Linked DNA regions of Homo sapiens: region 1 is linked to region 2. Evidence: read pairs that join two places in POLR2A ChIA-PET (ENCODE). Cell type or tissue: Panc1. All regions are shown on one strand. Each heading gives the region's core, and the rest is flanking DNA. Links, peaks and the distances in the headings are about the cores only. Region 1 overlaps QKI (QKI, KH domain containing RNA binding). Region 2 has its middle 17 kb from the start of CAHM.

Region 1 (4,407 bases), core at 339-4,338, 51 kb before region 2:
ATTTCTTTGGCCCAGATCCCAAAATACAGGCACATCTTTATCTACTACTTGATGAAATCCCAAGCTACAATGGGACCAGAACCTCCTTCTGGAGCCACCAGTTTAAATAGGAAATAATCTGCTTAGGAATCTACAGGTTATGCCATCAAATTTAGCATATACATTTTTCAGCTTTGGGGAGTATTTGCCTTTACAGCATTTAGGCTCCTCCCATTTCCTACAATTTTTTGAATTTACTTTTTTTTTTTCGAATTTCACTACGCTGAAAACTATTTTTTGTTTAGGCCTGAAAACCTGTTACTACTTACTGCCTCGTCACATTTCTCTGCTTTAATTATCTTGATTTTTTTTCTTTTCCAAACTAAGGCTCAACTGTCAGTTAATTCTGCTCCGATGTCACTGCACAGTTCTGTTTTATGTGACCTTTATTCTTTTTTCTTTCCCCTTAATTCACCCAACTATGGATTTCACTAAAAGGTTTTAAAGTAATTCTTAGGTTTCATGTTTCAACAGCCTCAGCTCATGTTTGTCTTTGGCTTTTCCATTACCACTACTCTTTTACTGTATCCAAATTATTGTACGTGCACTCTGCTACTTTTGTACATATCCTTTTAATATCTGAATTACTGGGCCGGTTGTGGTGGATCACGCCTGTAATCCCAACAATTTGGGAGGCCGAGGTGGGCAGATCACTTGAAGTTAGGAGTTCAAGACCAGCCTGGCCAACATGGCAAAACCCCATCTCTACTAAAAATACAAAAATTGGCCAGGTGTGGTGGCAGGCACCTGTCATCCCAGCTACTCGGGAGGCTGAGGCAGGAGAATTGCTTAAACTCGGGAGACAGAGGCTGCAGTAAGCTGAGATCATGCCACTGCACTACAGTCTGGGTGACAGGGTGAGACTCCATCTCAAAAAAGAAATACATATATATATACACATATATACATATATATGTGTGTGTATATATATGTTATACATATATGTTATACACACATATGTTAAATCCAATTACATATATATGAATTATTGGATTTAACTAACAGATCAATCACTGGAAAACTAGAACACTGGAATTAAGAACAGGAAAAACTGTTAAGAGAATAAAAAAATATGGGGTGAGAAATCTAAATTACAGCATTGAGCAGTCATTTCATAAAATATATAAATACATAGCTAAGGCTGTGTATAAAATCAATACTGCAATGTTGGAAAGCCAAAGAATCAAATACAGCTCTATATTACTTTCTGGTTTAGAAATTTTTCAGCAAATTTAAACTAAGAAAATCAAAATTAGGAAATGAAACACAAAAACTATTTACTAACTCAATCATAAGCAACAAAATATTAATGAAAAGTAAAATTCAAAGCCAAAATGCACCAAAGAATTACTTTCAGGATTTGTAAAAAAACAAAACAGTTTTAAAACACTGAAGAAAAACTCACATAAAATGCATCTTATACTTAGTGTTGTGGTAGCTGATTCAATTGCTCAACTTGCAATGCTGATGTTATAGACATATATATTTTTTCACTGGGTATCTATCTGCTGTTTCTTTGTACATTTGAATCCATCAACAAAATCTGCCTTATCATTGTACTAGAGCAGGAGCTAATAAAGGAATGAAAAGGTCACTGTGTCATTTGACCATAACTGTGCTTTTTAACATTTTCCATTAACTTATGGAAAATCTTAGTTGTCAGTAAAACGACAAGTATATATAAACACATACATAATTTGATATACATAAAATACATTTTATGAGGTAAGTTAAAATGACTGCTTTCATCTGAAGCTTAAATAGGCTCCAGTATTTCCACACTGTCTGCAATCCCTACCTCTTGCTAGACATTAAAGTAGCTCACTAACACAAACAGCAAAGTAAGATTTAGTTATTTTAGGTCTTAATAACAAATTACTCGTTTTTATTTAGATAATACTCATTAAATCTTAAAACAATAATATTAGTAATCTATTTAAAACTGAAGAACTGTCACTTCATAAAGAGGTGGCTGGTGTGTAACCTTATGAATTTAGGGTTAACAACAATCTCTTCTGTAAAAAGAAATAAACTTTAATTAAGGCTTGACTAAATACAGAGAAAGTTTTAAAGTTATTTTTGAGCTGAGAACCACCCATGGAATTTAACTTCACTGTGCTCTTTTTAAGAGGCCAAGTTCACAAGGTACAGAGAGCAACTAGATTAAAAAGCAAGTTACTAGAGTATTATTTATTTACTTATTTATTTTTGAGATGGAGTTTCACTCTTTTCACCAAGGCTGGAGTGCAATGGCACAATCTTAGCTCACTGCAACCTCCGCCTCCTGGGTTCAAGCGATTCTCCTGCCTCGGCCTCCCCGAGTAGCTGGGATTACAGGTGCCCGCCACCATGGTCAGCTAATTTATTATTATTTTTTTTTTTAGTAGACACGGGGTTTCACCATGTCGGCCAGGCTGGTCTCGAACTCCTGACCTCAGGTGATCCACCCGCCTTGGCCTCACAAAGTGCTGGGATTACAGGCGTGAGCCACTGCGCCTAGCCTAGAGTACAGACTATTAAGTGAAATATGTTTGCTTACTCTAACAACCAAATAAATCTGATTTAATTTCAAAGTAACTGCTTTCAAACTGGCAAGAAAAAAAAAAAAAAAACCCAAGCTATTAGTAATTCCCTAGATGGAACCTTATTCCAAGGGTTAAATTGTACTCTGTACTTCACAATCCTAAGTCCAAAAACAAAAACTACAAAATTAAATTAATCATAACTCCTCTTTGTACTACCAAAACTAACAATTGTCCACAACTGGCGATAAATTTCACATGCAAAAATACAAAACAGCAAAAACTTTGTAACAATGTTAATTCGATTTTCCTGATTGTTCTCAGCAGCAGTTCTGTATTACAGAAGTACCTAACAGTAAGTTGCACACACGTTCCTGGGGTTATAGAAAAGAACCTCTACTGTATGATCAAATTTATATTTAAGTATACATTTTTTTGGTAGACACAACAAAGTCAAAAAAGATACAACTATTAACAGTAATCATCTCTGGGAGATGAATTTACGAGGACTATTTCGCTTTCATGTTATTATATAAATTTTTCTTACAATAATCACCTATTAGGAGAGTAGAAAGCAGAAAAGCTTACATCAAAACACTGCAAGCATGGGACTGCCTATATAAAAACAGTAGCATAATAAAGATGTTATAATTCATTGCCTCCCAACTCTAAAAATAAAGCGATCTAGTTATTTTTTACATGACTCAACTGGTCTTCACCAGAATCTGAAGGAGGATATATTACAATACCCTTTTTACTGTCCCCTCAAAATAAAAAGAAAAAACAACTAATGCTCAGTGATTAAAGAATTAACAAATATCGTTATGTCCTCAATCACACATACAGGGAAGCTACAAAAGTTAGCTCATAAAGGCAGAGTAGAATTATAGATACCAGAGGCTGGGAAGGATGGATGAGTAGGAGAAGAGATGAAGAGAAGTATGTTAATAGGTACAAACATATAATTAGATAAAGGTATGAATTTTACTGTTCAACAGCAGATTAGAGTGACTACAGTTAACTAATACATTGTATATTTCAAAGTAGCTAGAAGAGAGAACTTGAATTATCCCCAACATACAGAAATAATAAATACTCAAGGTGATGGAGACCTCAAATACTCTGACTTAATCATTACACATTCTATGTATGTAGCAAAAAAAAAAAAAAAAAAAATCACGTGCACCTCATAAATATGTAAAATATCTATCAATAAAAATAAAGAAAAGGTAAATCAAAAAAATAAAAGAAACTGGACCAAGTCACAGCTAGTCTAACCAGCTTTACTTAAGAGTTTCATAGAGGATTTCCTGGCATAAGAAACTCTTAAAATTCATTTTAAGAAACGGTAATTAGAGAATGGAAATAAAATGGAATAAGCCACCTTTTGATGTATTGCTGGCTGTACTATAATAAGTGTAGACCAGTATGTTCACTGTTTTAATAGCGTGTGAAAGAAAGTCTTTTTAGCCCTTTTCTTTCACTCCATTTTAACAGAACACAGTTCTGTAGATGAACTCCAGGTCTAGGTTCCTAAAGTGACATCCTGAATGAATAAACGGATACTGCCAGTAGACACAGAAAGTAAAATAGGTCACTGAAAAGAACAGAACAGAGCGGGGGACTTGGTGGGGAGGGCCTTCATTCACTTTTGAAAAACCAGTTACTTAATTGGATAGGCAGCCTTTCTCATTTAAACTGACTTTTGTTTCAACTTACCAAAAAAGAGTTTACTTTTAAACCTGTTTACTTTTACACGTTAATATTTAACTATTATTTATTTAATAGAAAATGTGGTCTTCTGGTCATGTCGTTTCTTAGGATACTCAGGGGAAGCCAGTCCCCA
Region 2 (4,407 bases), core at 126-4,125:
CTTGCTCTTGGGCACATAACTATTTCCATTTCCCACCTCCCATATGGCCATGTGTCTGAGTGCCAGCCAGTGGAATAGGAGCTGTACTCCTTCCAGCCTGGCCTACAAATCCGGCCCCTGCCTTCACCATCAGCTGTCTCATTCAGGCTAGAGGGAAAGGAGATGTGTTGAAGATGTGAGTCCCAAAATGAGAGCATGGAGAAGGTCATCCTTCAGGCCCGTCCACTGCACGGTTCCGTTGCGTAAATAAGAAACAAGCCTTCACACACTTGGCGAGCAGCCTAGCCAGCTTTTACTAACACGTGTGTGTCCAGAGCTCAGGGAAGGGCCAGCCTTGCAGTGCCTTGTGGGAGATACAGCTGTGGTCTGCTCAGCAGGTTCTACTTCCTCCTCCTCCTCCCCGTAAGAAACTCCCTCTCTTATGTGAGAATCTACAACATGATTTGCTGTGGCTTAATTTCTGCACCACCAAGTTGGCAGGCAGTGCACACACAGCCGAGGCTCCGAGCCATTGGCCACATGATCAGTTCTGGGGCAGCCTCTTGACCCATAATCAGTTATTGTGGCCTAATCAATTATTGCTGAAGCATTCAGGAGAAGGGGATCTCTCCTTTTGGGTGAGATTGCTGGCTTTAGAGGATGCAGATATCCTATGGATTCTTTCAAAGAAAGAAGCCAGCACAGGGGAAGCAGAGCCAATGTGGAAGAACAGTTCCTTAGGGCGTCGTTTCAACTCCAGCATCCATTAATGTTTGATTCACCTTCCTCAGTTACCTGGGTAATAAGCCTCCTTTGTGTTTAAGCTGATTAAAGCCAGTTTTCCCAGTACTTCCCAACTTACCAGCTTTGCCCATTACCTCCAGTTCCCTGGGCCTCAGCCCCACTCCCTCTAACACCTGCCTTGAGAGCTGTCTCGATAATCTCATCTTCACATTACATAAAATATTAAAATTCCTTAAATAATCAGTGACTGTAACAGGCATGGCTTCCACTGAGGGGAGAAGAGTATTAGTCACTCACACGTGGTCTCCATGGATAATACTCCTTCTTAGGAAAGGAGTCTTGCTATATACACTAGAACAAACAAGGTCCCATTAGCACAAACTCAGTAGAACTGCCCCTTTGTTTTATTGTGCTGAACTTTTGTCCTATTAAAGATTTTTAAAAGTAAATGGTGAATTTGGGGAGTTTGGAAATCTGCAAATTTCCTTCACAATGTGTTTCCTTGTACTAGAATTTAATTAATGATATTTTTATCTGTTTTTCATTTAAAGCAACATAGTTGCAACCCCAGAGATTTACAAAATCAGAAACATAAATTAATTTTTACCATTAGTTATACAGACTATCCTCCCAGCCTTCGCTTTAGTCTTTTGATTAAATACAGGCTATCCCCAAATATTTGATGGGCTAGTTCTGTAAAGTGTATATTCCACTTGTGTCTCAAACACTAGAATACCAGGCTTGTATTTTTTAATTTTGTTTTGGATTTTATTTTGAAATTCTTACTTGTATAAACCAATCCCTTATCAAAATAGAAAATTTTCAAAAGTTGCTTAACTTTGTCACTCTCCTCGTCTTTCATGCTGGTGAAAACCAGCCTGGCCATTTGACATTGAGGTTTTCTTTCTCCATATTCATCTCCAGGCTCTGAGTTCATTATTCCAGTGAAACCACGCTAAGGAAAAAAGACTTTCCTACCCTCCTCTCATCTGTTGAACTTTGGCTTCCTTCACTCTCCCTTGCTCTGCACACCCCAGCTCCTCCGAAATCAAATGTCAGGAGACTAACTCCGTGAAGAGTCTCTAAGAACAGAGTCCTAATCAATCTTGTTCATGTTGTGGGGAGGGGAGGGCTGGGAGTTCCTGTTTAAAGTATTCAGGATTTCTGCTGGGGATAATGACAAAGTTCTGGAAATCGTTGGTGATGGTTACACAACATTGTATATGTAGTTAATGCCAATGAATTGTACACTTTAAAATGGTCATATGGTAATTTTTAAGTATATTTTATCACAATGAATTTCTGTCTTGTATATTTGTATAAATTACTAAATAATAGTTGCATCATTCCTATGGATAGCAGCAGCTAAGAAGCCTGAAGAAGTCAGTCAAATAGAACGGGTAAAGAAATTTTGTTTCTTAAAAAAGTGCCCGACAGAACAAAGCACACGCACCCTTTGCCAACTGTCTTTGGGAAAAGGCTCTGTTCGCTCATGCGCAGAAGGAAGCCAGGCCGCGAGGATGTCGACCGGGGCAAGATGAATGACCCCCTGGAGACCGCAGGGTTTGTGTTCGAGTTTCCACCACCTTTTCATCCTTTTGTCCACCCCCCTGATTCACATGCAGATTAGCCCAGACCAACTCCCCTCTAAATACTCTTTTCACGCCGGTTGGAAGGTAGAAGTCTCATCTAAATATGCATGAGGCTTTTTCTCCCGGGTTTCTGATGCGCTCTTGTTGGATGTTGAGGAATTACGTTAATTAATGCGTGCCTGCACACACCGACACAGAAACCAGGCACGCACATGCACACACACACGCACCTGCACACACACACACACACACACACACACACACACACACACACAATCAGCTTTGTCAGATCCTCCTTCGGCACTCACCAAGCAGTTCCCATGAAAAGGAAGGAAGGAGAGAGGGGGAGGAGGAGAGATTTGAAATCTGTTGCCAGGGGAGAAATAAATGGTACAGCTTGATACAAAAGAAAGTACAAAGTTTCATCTTTGCTTTCTGGAGTTGCAAATCTAACTGTTGTTTCCAGTCAGTCCCAATGTAAAATAAGACAAGGCCATTGCAAACGCAGAACTGCCTGGCCTGGCTCTTCCCAGTGGTGAAGAAAAAGTTAAGGACAGAGTTTAAATGTTGGAAATAAGTTGTAAATTTGAAAATAAAGAACTCATCAATAGTTTGTTTAAGCAGGGCTTTAGGCAAATTCCTTCACCACAGATCATGTGAGTCTGGATCCCAGAAGGAGTTGTTAGGGTTTGTATTATACCGCCGTTTTCGCTGTCTTTTTCCCTCTGTCTCTTCTGTGGCTTTTAGATGCTGTTTTCATTAGGCTAGCTAAATTCCACTTTAAGATGAATTCACCCTAAATGTGTTTGCATGAAATTATATCGAGTTATGGCTTACAGTGTAAATCATCTTTAATTATAGGTAATCTTTATGATATTTTAACAGATAGGATAATATATTAGCACACTGGAACTGAGGTGCAGACACCTCAGTTAATGGCCTTAATATCACACTGCCAGCAACAGTCATCTTTCCAACCTTTAATCATCTCCCTCGCCTGCCCCTTCCTTTCTGTTCTCAGTGAACACAGAATGCCCAAGCAGCCCATCAGACCCTGGTCCGGAAGGGCCCAGGGCTCTGTCACTAACTTTCAAATTTGTGTATCATGACAGTAGGTTGAAAAGTGTATTTTTTCTGTGTGTGTGTTTTTTTAATATAACCCATCAACGGATACTGGTTTTCATTTCTAGATCTTAATATACTAAAATATGAAGATTTTGTTATTTTCAAAAATTCCTTCTTGATTCAAGCAATGAATAATTAGCGTAGCTCTCTTCATCCATCCTCACAGGGTACAAAAAGATTGGGAAATCCTGCTTCAGGCCCACACTGCTTCTCTAGCTGAAGGGAGGCAAAGCAGAAATAAATCTCCAACTTCCCTGAAGCATACGGAAGGCTTCCCTATGCATTTTGTGACAAACTGAAAATTAGTTGTTGATAATATTTCTTTCACATGAAAGTACAGAACGTACTCTATTCTCCATCCCAGACCCCACTCCAAACAAAATCTGTTATTTGAAGTCCACATAAATAACCGACTCTGGTCTATTTATGTAACTATTGTTGTAATCAGCATTACACATTCTTAGCTTACAACCAAGGTGTCTTTATGTTTCATCAATAAAAACTAAGATGGAATGTTCACACAGAAAGTGTTTTCTTTCATCTGCTACACTGACAGGGAATTGTCATACTCAGCGTTATTTCCTAGTCATTTATTACTGACTTGTCTGAATGAATAGGTACCTGGCTCTATCTAAGTTTAAAGAAAACTGTATCTACATTTTTTAAAGAAAAAGTTAGTGAAAGAGTTCAAAAAATTGTTCCAGATTCCTCCTGGGGGAGGTAATGCATTGCTTGGAAGGTATTTCAGAAGGGCATTTTGTAGAAAACTCTGGGAATCAGTGGGGGTATTCAGTAAATATTTTTGTGTGAATGTTGGATGGCTTTGATCAAGTAAATTAAATGCACACACACACTCTTAGTCATCATTTTATGCATAAATAAATATCTATACATAAACAGAACTATTACCTCTACTGATGGTGGATTACTGAGCTCAACTGTGTCCCACACTTCAAGTGGCTCCTGG

Evidence for each region. Peaks named below come from ENCODE experiments on the same cell type or tissue, not always from the same donor. Only the 100,000 strongest peaks of a DNase experiment are listed, where the experiment ranks them.
Region 1: POLR2A ChIA-PET joins it to region 2 with 5 read pairs; 2 of 35 experiments call an interaction of 5 or more read pairs at or near these places.

The regions. Positions count from the first base shown.
Region 1 is chr6:163,446,580-163,450,986 of GRCh38, reverse strand. The region is part of intron 1 of QKI (QKI, KH domain containing RNA binding); the gene reads right to left. Among named protein-coding and RNA genes, the nearest start is that of QKI, 34 kb to the right of the region's middle. In Panc1, for the core only: no CTCF peak of the experiment used is centred there; no DNase peak of the experiment used is centred there.
Region 2 is chr6:163,394,924-163,399,330 of GRCh38, reverse strand. No RefSeq gene overlaps it. Among named protein-coding and RNA genes, the nearest start is that of CAHM, 17 kb to the left of the region's middle. In Panc1, for the core only: no CTCF peak of the experiment used is centred there; no DNase peak of the experiment used is centred there; H3K4me3 peaks cover 808 bases; H3K27ac peaks cover 551 bases.